Regions from separate parts of the Homo sapiens genome. Here region 1 is linked to region 2. Evidence: chromatin contacts called from ENCODE Hi-C or POLR2A ChIA-PET data. All regions are on one chromosome and are shown on one strand. The core of a region is the stretch at or near the end of the contact, and the rest is flanking DNA. Distances in the headings are between cores, read along the strand shown.

Region 1 (6,392 bases), core at 1,150-3,649, 99 kb before region 2:
ACATGTTCATGGATAGGAAGACTCAATATTCAAGACTTCAGCTCTTCCCAACTTGATCTACAGATTGAATGCACTGTCAGTTAAAATCCCAGCAAGTTATTTTGCAGATGTTGACAAACTGATTATAAAGTTCAGACAGACAAAAGACTTAGATTAGCTAACAGGATACGGAAGCAGAAGAATACATTTGGGAGAATGAACCTGACTTCAAGACTTATAGGCTGGGCATGGTGGCTCACACCTGTTATCCCACCAATGCTTTGGGAGGCCAAGGAGGAAGAAGTGCTTGAGGCCAAGAGTTGCAGGCCAGCCAGGGCAACACAGTGAGACCCTATCTGTACAAAAAAAAAAAAAAATTTTTAATTAGCCTGATGTGGTGGCATATGCCTGTAATCCCAGCTACTCAGGAGGCTGAGGTGGAGGATCCCTTGAGCCCGGGAGTTCGAGGCTGCAGTGAGTTGTGACTGTTCCACTGCACTCCAACCTGGGCAACAGAGTGAGATCCTGCCTTGAAAAAAAAACAAAAGATTTACTATAAAGACCAGCCTGGGCAACATGGCTAAACTCCATCGCTACAAAATATACAAAAATTACCCGGACTGGGTGGCATGTGCCTGTAATCCCAGCTACTCGGGAGGCTGAGGCTCAAGAATCGCTCGAACCCGGGAGGCAGAGGTTGCAGTGAGCCGAGATCGCGCCACTGCACTCCAGCCTGGGCGACAGAGCGAGACTCCGTCTCAAAAAAATAAAAAAAGACTTATTACAAAGCTACAAAAATCAAGACAGTGTGGCAGTGTGGTATTAGTGAAACAACAAATAGATCAATAGAACTCAATAAAGAGCCCAGAAATAGACCCATATAAATATAGTCAACTGATCTCTGACAAAGGAACAAACTCACAGGGGGAGAAATCCACTCCTAACTTTCTCTCGTTTCTTTAGCACAACAGCCTTTCTCCACCGTGTGTCCTTTCCTTTCATTAACCTGAGTCCTCACCTCGGTCCTCTTGAGGGTTCCAGTTGGTCACACTCTGAGCTTCCACGAATACAATAAGGTGTCTTTATGTATTTCCAGTTTAGACCTCCCATGTGAGTTACAGGCTGAAATACAGGCATTGGATATTCAACACCTGCGAAAGTCATTCCCAGGGTCCCTCTTCCAATAGCATTCCTAGTCTCCGGCTGTATAGCTCAATGGTAGAGCACCACATCCGGCAACGTCGTCAACACCACTCACCGAGGGCAAAGGATTTGGCAATCAAATCACTTGTAAAGACTCCCCTCTGGTTCACTCCATCAATAATTCATAAAGTCCCGATGATCCACTGGCCCGCCCCTTACCTTTCGGACTCTCGAGCTCCGCTCCTAGCCTTTTCTCCCTATTCATTCACCTGTAATTGCGTCCATAGTTCACTAGACTACCCTCTCCACCAAACCAAAGCTCCTCTAAAATTAGGAACATACATAATTTATCTCTGCATTGCCAGCACCAGCCTTAGAGTCCAGCAGACAAAAGGACACTCCATAAACAAGCATTTGGCCAAACGAAAAAGGAGGAACTGATCATTTCTCCAGCTAAGTTCTAAGGGTCTCCATAAGACAACTTTGTGTAGAAAACATGAAATGATGGAGGATCCTCAGACTTCAGGGCCCGCAGCTGGCCATGAAGTGCAGTATAACTGCCCGTCACAGAATACCACAGGCACGTTTCTGCAGGGCCAGAGCTTGGGCGAGCTTCAGAGGCGCTTTGGTTTGGTGGGGAGGGTAGTCTAGTAAACTACGCACACAATTACAGCTGAATGTGAGTTCAGTTCCCGGAGTAACCCTGAAGAGATTAACGTGGCCACCCTCAGTATCCAGTCGAATTTTAAACACGGAAAGTCTCTACTTACCCAGCACGAAGCTGTCCGGAAACTGGTGGCCATCCCCACGCCCACGTTCGCGCGCTGCCTGCGGGGGCAGGACCCGCGGGCTGCGGAGAGACCGTGAGGGATGCGTCCGCCCGAAGACAGGTGCGGGACCAGGGCCCCAGGCTCCTGACCGTCCCGGGGCCGAGTCGTTGGCAGGGACGCCGGCTCCTCAGCTCTCGCCCAACACAGACCGCGCGTGACTAGACAACCTCCCGGTCTGGGTACCAGGAGTCGCACGGATGGATTTGTGCCTTTCCGTGGCCCTGACTCGGGAGAGCAGGAGGCTGATCTGGCCCCGTCCACGCCCCGGACCGACGGAAGTGTTTAGCTGGTCAAGTCTCTGGTCTGCCCAGGATAATCCGAGCCGCTTAGCTCCGCGCCTCCGCGGCCACAGAGACTCAGCCAGGTACACCCGCTGGCCAGATTCCGGTCCACTGAGTCTAAGCCGGAAACAGCCCTGCACGCGCGCACCCGACTAAGGCCGGGAGTGCGGCGCATGCGGAAGTGCGTCCTGCGTCGATGCGCCAGGACGCGAAGGCGCCGGAAAAACTACATCTCCCACAATCCTCGGAGAAGGCTCCCTCGTTACAGGCCTGGCTTCCAGCTGCCGCGGATCTAGAGAGGGGCACAGCCTGACGGGAAAGGAAGGCTGGGAGGGGGCTCCGCCAGCGGCACCTGGTTCACCCTCCCACGGCTGCGCCAGGTTCAGTACCATCCTCGGAGCCTGGACGCCCAGTTTCCCAGGGCCTGTAGAACTGACTCAGAGTCCGACCCCAGCAGAGACGCAGGCGTGCTGAGGTTTTGATATCAAACAAGATAGGGTTCAGACCAGAAGGCACAGCAAAAAAGGACGCTTTGTAAAGCTAAAAGCTGCAGTTCATAGGGTTAAATAACAGTTTTGAATATCAGTGCACCAAATAATACAGTAACCAACTTCATAAAGGAGAAACTATAGTAGATGTGAAAAACAAATAAATAGAACCACACCAGTAATGAAACTGCCTTTGCAAAAATTATATCAGTGAGAAAATTATAGCAGTGGGGGAGGTCTAATCTAACCAAACCCCCAACTCTGCGCGCCTTTGGCTGTCAAGATGCCTTCATTATTCCTGGGCTTAGGCCAAGCTAACTTTGGAAGACATTTAGGTTATAGTTCAAATGATAGCCCTTTTCCAAAACCCAACTGCCTTTGTAAAACCTATGAGAGACCACCAAGCTAGCGGGAGGAGAGGAGCCTGAATTCTGCTAAGATGTGGATTGGTCACAAGACACGCAACTTCCCCAGTTACTCCTACAGATAACACCACTATTGTAGATTGGCCTTTTGAGATTTAAAAATGTGCAAAATGGCCAGGCACGATGGCTCACGTCTGTAATCCCAGCATTTTGGAGGGCTGAGGTGGGTGGATCGCATGAGCCCAGGAGTTGGAGACTAGCCTGGGCAACATGGTGAAACCTCGTCTCTACAAAACATATCAAAAGTAAGCCGGATGTGGTGGCATGCATCTGTAGTCTCAGCTACTTGGGGGGCTAAGGCAGCAGAATTGCTTGAGCCCGTGAGGTGGAGGTTGCAGTGAGCCGAGATTGCACCATTGCACTCCAGCCTCGATGACAGGAGTGAAACCCTGTCTCAAAAAAAAAAAAAAAAAAAAAGTGCCAAACATCTGAATAGACATTTCTCAAAAGAAGACATACAAATGGCAAACAGGTATATGAAAAGGTACACAATATAATTGATCATCAGAGAAATGCAAATCAAAACTACAACGAGATATTATCTCACCCCAGTTAAAATGGCTTTTATCCAAAAGACAAGCAATAATAAATGCTGGTGAGGATATGGGGAAAAGGGAACCCTGGTACATTCTTGGTGGGAATGTAAATTAGTACAACCACTATGGAGAACAGTTTGGAGGTTCCTCAAAAAAATAAAAATAGAGCTACCATACAATGCAGCTATCCCACTCCTAGGTATATACCCGAAAGAAAGAAAATCAGTATATCCAAGAGCTGTCTGCACTCCCTTGTTGACTGCAGCACTATTCACAATAGCCAAGATTTGGAAGTAACCGAAGTGTCAATCAACAGGTTAATGAATAAAGAAAATGTGGTACATATACACAATGGAGTACTAGGAAGCCATAAAAAAGAATGAGATCCTGTCATTTGCAACAACATGGATGGAACTGGAGATCATTATATTAAGTGAAATAAGCGAGGCAGAGAAGACAAACTTCACATATTCTCACTTATTTGTGAGAGCCAAAAATTAAAACAATTGAACTCATGGTGATAGAGAGTAGAAAGATGGTTACCAGCAGCTGGGAGGGTAGTGGGACACTGTGGGGGATGGAAATAGTCATTTGGCAGAAAAAATAGTTAGAATAAGACCTAGTATTTTCTAGCACAACAGGATATACTCAAAAATAATTTAATTGTACATTTTAACATAACTAAAAGTATAATTGGATTGCTTGTAACACAAAGGATAAATGCTTAAGGGTACCCCATTTTCCCTGATGTGATTTTTATGCATTGCATAATAATCATTGCATTATAATATGCATTCTATATCAAAATATCTCATGTAATCCATAAATGTATACACCTACTATGTACTCATAATAATTAAAAATTAAAAAAATTAGCCAGGTGTGGTGGCATACACCTGTAATCCCAGCTACTTGGGAGGCTGAGGCAGGAGAAATGCTTGATCCTGAGAGGTTGAGGCTGCAGTGAGCCATGATCCCACCACTGCGTTCCAGTCTGGGCAACACAATGAGACCCTGTCTCAAAAAAAGAAATTAATTAATTAAAAATTTTCCCACAGAGAAAATCTGGGAATGGATGGCTCCACTAGTGAGTTCCATCAAATACTTAAAGAAGAAAGGATAATTCTTTACAAATTCTTTCAGAAAATAGATGAGAGGGAATACTTCCCAACTTATTCTATGAAGCCAGTATTATTCTCATACCAGAGCTAGACAAAGACATCACGAGGGAAAAACAAAACAGAGCTACACACCAATATTCCTATGGTGTGTAGTACCATAGACATAGACACAAAAATTCTTAAGGCTTGAGAAAACTCTTTTTCTCCTGAAACTGGTTTTGCAGGTGGTTACTCATGTGAAAACTTACCAAATTGTTTAAATACATGCAGTTTATTCTATATCACTTTATAACTTAATAAAGCTGTTTAAGAAAAATGTTAGTAAGCTGAATCTGGCAACATACAAAAAGGATTTTGTAAAATGACCAAATGGAATATATACCAAGAATGAAAGATTGGTTCAACACTGAAAATCAGTATAATAAAAAACAAAAACTATGTGACTATTTCAATAGATGCAGCAAAAGGCATTTAGCAAAACCAACGTCTATTCATGGCAAAAACTCTCAACAATCTAGGAATAAAAGGGAATTTCCTCAACTTGATAATGGGCATTTTTTAAAAACCCTAGCTAACATCCTACAGAATGGTGAAAGACTGAGTGTTTTTCCCCTATAATAGGAAACAAGCAAGGGTGTCTGCTTTCAACACTTCTGTTCAAAGTTGCACTGGATGTTCTAGCCGGTTCTGTTCCACGTTGCACTGGATGTTCTAGCCAGTTCTGTTCCACGTTGCACTGGATGTTCTAGCCGGTTCTGATCCACGTTGCACTGGATGTTCTAGCCGGTTCTGATCCACGTTGCACTGGATGTTCTAGTCGGTTCTGTTCCACGTTGTACTGGATGTTCTAGCCGGTTCTGTTCCACGTTGAACTGGATGTTCTAGTTGGTTCTGTTCAACATTGTACTGGATGTTCTGGCTAATACTGTTCAACGTTGCACTGGATGTTCTAGTTGGTTCTGTTCAATGTTGTACTGGATGTTCTAGCTGGTGCAATCAAGCAAAAGAAAAGAAAGAAAAGGAAGCATCCAGATTGGAAAAAAAAGTAAAATTGGCTTTATTCACAGATGACATAATCCTCTATATAAAAAATTTCTAGGAATCAATAATAATAATAAAACCACTGAAACTAATAAATGATGTTAGCATGGTCAAAGGGTACAAGATCAATATATAAACACTATACTTCTATATACTAGCAGTGAATAATCTTAAAATGAAGTTAAGTAAACAATTTCTTTCACAGCATCAAAAAGAATAAAATAGTAATACATTTAATAAAAGAAGTAAAAATGTGGCCGGGCACGGTGGCTCATGCCTGTAATCCCAGCACTATGGGAGGCTGAGGCTGGTGGATCACGATGTCAGGAGATCGAGACCATCCTGGCTAACATGGTGAAACCCCGTCACTACTAAAAATACAAAAATTAGCCAGGCATGGTGGCAGGCGACTGTAGTCCCAGCTACTCGGGAGGCTGAGGCAGGAGAATCGCTTGAACCCAGGAGGCGGAGGTTGCAGTGAGCCGAGATTGTGCCACTGCACTCCAGCCTGGCAACAGAGCGTGACTCCGTCTCAAAAAAAATAATAA
Region 2 (6,328 bases), core at 182-2,681:
ACCACTCTGGCCATTCTAATGCAGATGCCGCTCCAGGCAGCAGGCTTCAGAGAGAATAGATGGTAAACTTTTCTTATCAGAGTTAAAAAGGTGCCAGAGTCTTACATTCTCTCCTGGATCAGGAAAAGATGTGGAAAAGGAAGGAGATTCTCTACAAAGTAGATTTCCCCCAGGAGACAGTTTTGCAGGGCTACGTAAAACTATGTTAAATAAATACATGTCAGGGTAAAATACTTCGTTTTCTTCCAGGGCCTGCTATTTGTCATGTGATGTATCTTAATGCTACAGACCGTTTGGTCAGCCTTAAGTTGTCTGTTTTAACGTCGACGCTGGTCAGTTATACCTGAATTCCAAAGGGAGGACAGTATAATGGGACATATCCAAACCCTGCTTCCCATCAGGGACTGAACTGGTTTTTCAGATTAACTTTGGCGTTGAGAGACTCAGTTCATTCAGTTGGTTGGGGAGGCTTACAATTTTATTTTTGGTTTACAAGGTATAGATAACTATGCCTATACCTATATATACAAATGTTTATATATGTATATATGTGTGTATATATGGTTTGTTTTACACAAATGGATGCCTACTTTATTTATTTTGGTAGCGATGAGGTCTCAGGCTAATCTCGAACTCCTGGGCTCGAGATCCTCCTGCCTAGGCCTTCCAAAGCACTTAGATTACAGGCGTAAGTCACTGCGCCCGGTCCTGCTTCACCCTCTTAAAACCGCCCTTGGGGGCTCCTCATGAGTGCAGACATTGGCGCGTTCCTCCAAACCGCACAGACTCCCCCTGCGTGGACGCGTCTCGCCGTCTTTACTCCTCTTTCGCCGACCTTTCACTTTCAGGGAATACCCTCTGGCGCCCTTCTCTGGAGCACACACGTGAACGCCGCCGGATTCCAAGAAGTGAGATACTGAGGCAAAAGTTACGCGCGTTCAGAACAGGAAGACCCCGCAAAACGCCGGCCAAGACGTGGCCCCGCGTCCACCCTGCCCACAAGCAGCCGCTCCCACTCGCGGACCGCGCCCTGTGCCTCAGACTTCGGATCTGTGTGATCCACTGTGTGCAACTGTACCCGAAAGGGTCCCCACGTGCACTACCTCGTGACAACTAAGATGGACCGTCTTCTACTCCTAGGAGTCATCCCCAGATTAGCGGGGCTCTCAGAATCCTTGGGGCTTCCAATCCGGAAGTTCCCCGTCCCTTCTGCCCCAACATAACATGGCGCCGACCGCAGCCACTTCCGTGATCCGCAGGCGACGAAGTCGCCTGGTCAGGATCAAAGATGGCCGAGCGCCCTCCACGCGCCTACTCTCGCGGGCCACTCCCGGCTCCGCTTTAGCTGCCGCTCTTGGTGAGCGCCGCCGCCAGCCAATCGCGGGGCGCAGAGGCCTCTGGCCCCGCCCCGCGGATCAGCTGAGGGAGCCGCAATGTCTCTTGACAGCGGCGGCGGCGCAGCCGGTTCCGGGTTCGGCGCGGGGCGGGGGTAAGCGCGGCTGGCGAGGGGGCTGCGGCGGGCGGCGAAGGGGGACCTGGTTGCGGCCGTGGGAGGGGGCGCCCGCCGGCGTCCAGGCCGGGCTGCGGGGCTGCGTGGGCGCGGGCGGCCGGGCCGGGGCCCGCGGGGTGGGGCGGGCGCCGAGTCTCGGCCTCTGGGGTCGGGAGTCTCCATGGGCGTTTCCGGGGTCTCCGCAGATGTGAATCCCGATGGAGCGGCCCGAGGAAGGCAAGCAGTCGCCGCCGCCGCAGCCCTGGGGACGGCTCCTGCGTCTGGGCGCGGAGGAGGGCGAGCCGCACGTCCTCCTGAGGAAGCGGGAGTGGACCATCGGGCGGAGACGAGGTGCGGGGCTGAGGCCGGGGCCGGGGGCCGGGGCCGGGCAGAGCCACCGGGTTGCGGGCAGGCCACACGGGCGGCGGTGCAGTGTGCGCTCCAGATTTTTCCGTGGAGTGAAATGTCATGTAAGAACTGGTATTTATTCGGTGTTCTGCCCACCGATTCTTGCGCATGATTCACGCACATCATTTAGCCTTCGTTACAACTGTATAAGTTAGTTGTGTTCATATACTCTCCAGAATGCAATATTGTCACGTTCGTTGCCGTACAGAGTATCTTTTCTGACTGTAATGGAACGAAATTAAAAATAATAGAAGGAAAAGTGGAAAATTCACAGATATGTGGACATGAAACACCACACTCTTAAAGCAACCGGTGGGTCAAATAAGTCTTTACAACGGGGACCTTGTTTTGAGACAAATGAAACAAAAATAGAATACACCAAAAGGTATTTAGGATGCAGCCAAGGCAGTACTCAGAGGGAAATTTATAGCTGTAGTGCTTATATTAAAAAAGATCTCAAGTCCCAGCCCCTAGAATATTTATTTATTTAATAAACCTGGAAAGCTAAAAACTTGAACAAAGTCATACAACGGGTGAGAGAAAGTTCCCTCAGCCTCCACATTCACTGCCTCCAGTCTCCCAAGTGACCATCTGGTTGTTTGATTTCCTCTGAAGCCTTTGTATGGGGAGAGAAATGCGCTGGTCCTGTCAACAAAAATGTTTAGTTTGTCTGAAAATTAATGAATTAGCTCCGACATTATACTCTAAAAAGGAGCGAGGATGGGAAATATTTGCTGTTTGGAAGCAATTTTTTTTTTTTTTTTGGTTAATTTCACCCCTTATAATGTGCTTGCACCTGGTTTTTTTTGTTTTTTTGTTTGTTTTTTTGAGATAAGAGTCTTGCTCTGTGGCCCAGACTGGGGTGCAGTGGTGTGATCTCAGCTCACTGCACCCTCTGCCTCCCGGTTCAAGTGATTCTCCCGCCTCAGCCTCGGAGTAGCTGGGACTACAGGCGTGCGCCACCATGCCTGGCTAATTTTTGTATTTTTAGTAGAGATGAGCTTTCGCCATATTGCCCAGGCTGGTCTTGAACAACTGAACTAAAGTGATTCACCTGCTTCGGCCTCCGAAAGTGCTGGGATTACAGGTGTGAACCACTGTGTCTGACCTGGTTTTGTTTTTTGGGGTGTTTTGGTAGTCTTACATTCCAGTATCAAGTCAAAGTTTATTTTACAACTTTGAAAGTATTTAGATATCATCATAACATATCAAAATTATCCCTTTAAGACAAGAGGAAGTATTTGAAGATTTTTCCCTTTGTCTTTACTTGATAGACTAGGAGGTTTGGTGAAGAGCAGAGGCCCTAGAGACAAATTATGTGGGTTTCCAATCTGTCAACACATTACTCTGGGCTAACGACATCTTTCTGCGCCTATGTACCTACTTCATAGATTTGCTCTGAGGAGTTAATGAGATCATACACGGACTGCTTAGAAGGAACTTTAGCGTTAGCACTTAGCATTAGCCATTGTTATTGTAACATGTTATACATGTTATTACATGGTAGGACATTACATGTTAAGACAAGGAGAGAAAATATGTCGTTGAGTTTATCTTTTAATAGGAACGATTTTAGTGAATTTATAAATAATGTTGCCAGCAAAAACTTTAAGATTATTGTATTAGTTTGTTCATACTACCATAGCAAAATACTACATTCTGGGTGGCTTAAGCAACAGAAATTTATTTATTTATTTATTTATTTATTTATTTATTTATATATTTTTTGAGACAGAGTCTCACTCTATCACCCAGGCTGGAGTGCAGTGGCGCGATCTCGGCCCACTGCAAGCTCCACCTCCCGGGTTCTTGCCATTCTTCTGCCTCAGCCTCCCGAGTAGCTGGGACTACAGGCGCCCACCACCACGCCTGGCAGTGGTATTTTGTATTTTTAGTAGAGACGGGGTTTCACCATGTTAGCCAGGATGGTCTCAATCTCCTGACCTCGTGATCTGCCTGCCTCAGCCTCCCAAAGTGCTGGGATTACAGGCGTGAGCTATCGCGCCCGGCCAGAAATTTATTTTTTATTTTATTTTATTTTTTTAATTTTTGAGATAGAGTCCTGCTCTGTCACCCAGGCTGGAGTGCAGTGGCATGATCTCGGCTCACTGCAACTTCCCTCTTCCAGGTTCAAGCGATTCTCCTGCCTCAGCCTCCCGAGTAGCTGGGACTACAGGCACGTACCACCACACCTGGCTTATTTTTTTCTATTTTAGTAGAGATGGGGTTTCACTGTGTTGCCCAGGCTGGTCTCGAACTCCTGAGCTCCAGCAATCTGTCTGCCTCGGCCTCTCAAAGTGCTAGGATTACAGGTGTGAGCCACTGTGCCTGGCCAGAAATTTATTTTCATGGTTCAGGAGGCTGGGAAGTCCAAGATCAAGGTGTTGGCAGATTGGGTTCCTGGTGAGGGCTCTCTTGGCTTGCAGGTGGCCACTTTCTTGCTGTGTCCTCACATGGCAGAGAGGGGGACTCTGCTTGCTCTCTCTGCCTCCTCTTAAGAGGGCACCAGCCCTGTGACATCTGATTCCCACCTAGTGACCTCATTTAACATTTATCAGCTCACAGGCCCCATTTCCAAATACAGTCACATTGGGGATTAGGACTTAAATATATGAATTTTAGGGGGGTACAGACACTCAGTTACAAACATTCAGTTCCTAACAGTTGTAGAACTTGATTATTTTATTTATTTATTTTATATATATATATGTATTTTTTTTTTTGAGACGGAGTTTTGCTCTTATTGCCCAGGCTGTAGTGCAGTGGTGCCTTCTTGGCTCAACCTCCAACCTCCCGGGTTCAAGCAATTCTCCTGCCTCAGCCTCCCGAGTAGCTGGGATTACAAGTATGTGCTACCACGCTCAGCTACTTTTTGTATTTTTAGTAGAGACGGGGTTTCTCCATGTTCGTCAGGCTGGTCTTGAACTCCTGACCTCAGGTGATCCACCCGCCTCGGCTTCCCAAAGTGCTGGGATTACAGGCGTGAGCCACTGTGCCCGGCCTGATATATTTATTTTTTGAGACGGAGTCTTACTCTGTCACCCAGGCTGGAGTGCAGTGGTGCGATCTTCACTCACTACAACCTGCATCTTCCAGGTTAAAGTGATTCTCCTGCCTGAGCCTCCAGACTAGCTGAGATTTCAGGCGTGTGCCACCACACCTGGCTAGTTTTTTGGTATTTTTAGTAGAGATGAGGTTTTACCATGTTGGTCAGGCTGGTCTTGAACTCCTGGCCTCAAATCAAATGATCCACCTGCCTTGGCCTCCCAAAGCGTTGGGATTACAGCCATGAGCCACCTCGCCCAGACAGAACTTGATTATTTTAAAGCAATGATGTGCCTGCCATTTATAAGGCATTATTTGGGGGAAAAGGGAAAGCCTAGGTAACGTGTAGGAAGGGGTGCAACAACCTTGTTTTCCCAAAGAGCTCTTTATCCAGTCTGGAGTGCAGTGGCACGATCTCGGCTCACTGCAAGCTCTGCCTCTTGGGTTCACACCATTCTCCTGCCTCAACCTCCCAAGTAGCTGGGACTACAGGCACCCGCCACCATGCCCGGCTAATTTTTTTTGTATTTTTAGTAGAGACAGGGTTTCACCATGTTAGCCAGGATGGTCTTGATCTCCTGACCTCATGATCCACCCGCCTCGGCCTCCCAAAGTGCTGGGATTAGAGGCGTGAGCCACTGCGCCCAGTCTTTTTTTTTTTTTTTTTGAGACGGAGTTTCACTCCTATTTCTCAGGCTGGAGTGCAATGATGTGATCTCGGCTCACTGCAACCTCCGCCTCCCAGGTTCAAGTGATTCTCCTTCCTCAGCATCCAGAGTAGCTGGGATTACAGGCACTCACCACCATGCTTGGCTAATTTTTGTATTTTGTAGAGACAGGGTTTCATCATGTTGGCTAGGCTAGTCTCTAAGTCCTGACCTCAGGTGATCCTCCCGCCTCGGCCTCCCAATGTGCTGGGATTACAGGTGTGATCCACCGCGCCCAGCCAAGAGCTCTTTATTCTAAGAGAGTGGCAGAAATGTACATCAACTGCTTGAAAGATTTAACCCACCAAGCGTCAAGCGCAGCAAATGCTGTGAATAGAACTTTAGCACAAAGCATCTCGGTTCCAGATTAGAATGCTGATATTCAGGCCAGGCACGGTGGCTCATGCCTGTAATCCCAGCAGTTTGGGAGGCCAAAACAGGAGGATCTCTTGACCCTATGAGTTTGAGACCAGCTAGGGCAACATAGACCCTGTATCTACAAAAACTTAAAAAATTAGCTGAGCGTGGTGGTGCATATTGGTAGTCTCAGCTACTCAGGAGGCTGAAGTGGGAGGATCACATGAGCCTGGGAGTTCAAGGCTGCAGTGAGCTGTGATTGCTCCACTGCACCACAGCTGGGGTAACAGCGCAAGGCCTTGTCTCAAAGAAAAAAAAAAAA

What was found. A loop is a pair of places that touch in the nucleus more often than their neighbours do. ChIA-PET counts read pairs that join two places held with the same protein, here RNA polymerase II (POLR2A). Pooled maps may share reads with other maps.
Region 1: a map of CD8-positive, alpha-beta T cell shows a loop between it and region 2 (17-fold over the local background). The contact joins the promoter of ZNF26 here to the promoter of CHFR in region 2. A Hi-C loop is called at or near these places in 10 of 168 maps with a recorded cell type or tissue (B cell, CD4-positive, alpha-beta memory T cell, CD8-positive, alpha-beta T cell and 6 more), 25 of 37 single-sample maps with no recorded cell type and 26 of 50 pooled maps. POLR2A ChIA-PET finds 5 or more read pairs at or near these places in 12 of 52 experiments (AG04449, AG04450, B cell and 9 more).

What each region holds. Positions count from the first base shown.
Region 1 is chr12:132,982,374-132,988,765 of GRCh38, reverse strand. It overlaps ZNF26 (zinc finger protein 26), which reads right to left and starts at 2,399. Exons shown (of 4, transcript NM_019591.4): 1 at 1,893-2,399. The coding sequence starts at 1,925. LOC124903064 (a long non-coding RNA gene) reads right to left here. Exons shown (of 2, transcript XR_007063552.1): 2 at 5,056-5,790. RefSeq lists enhancers at 1,779-1,828, 1,554-2,053, 2,309-2,778.
Region 2 is chr12:132,882,708-132,889,035 of GRCh38, reverse strand. CHFR (checkpoint with forkhead and ring finger domains) reads left to right here and starts at 1,431. Exons shown (of 18, transcript NM_001161346.2): 1 at 1,431-1,489; 2 at 1,696-1,840. The coding sequence starts at 1,708. It overlaps CHFR-DT (CHFR divergent transcript), which reads right to left and starts at 1,194. Exons shown (of 2, transcript NR_110919.1): 1 at 1,104-1,194; 2 at 465-916. RefSeq lists enhancers at 1-638, 975-1,384 and a silencer at 1,455-1,574.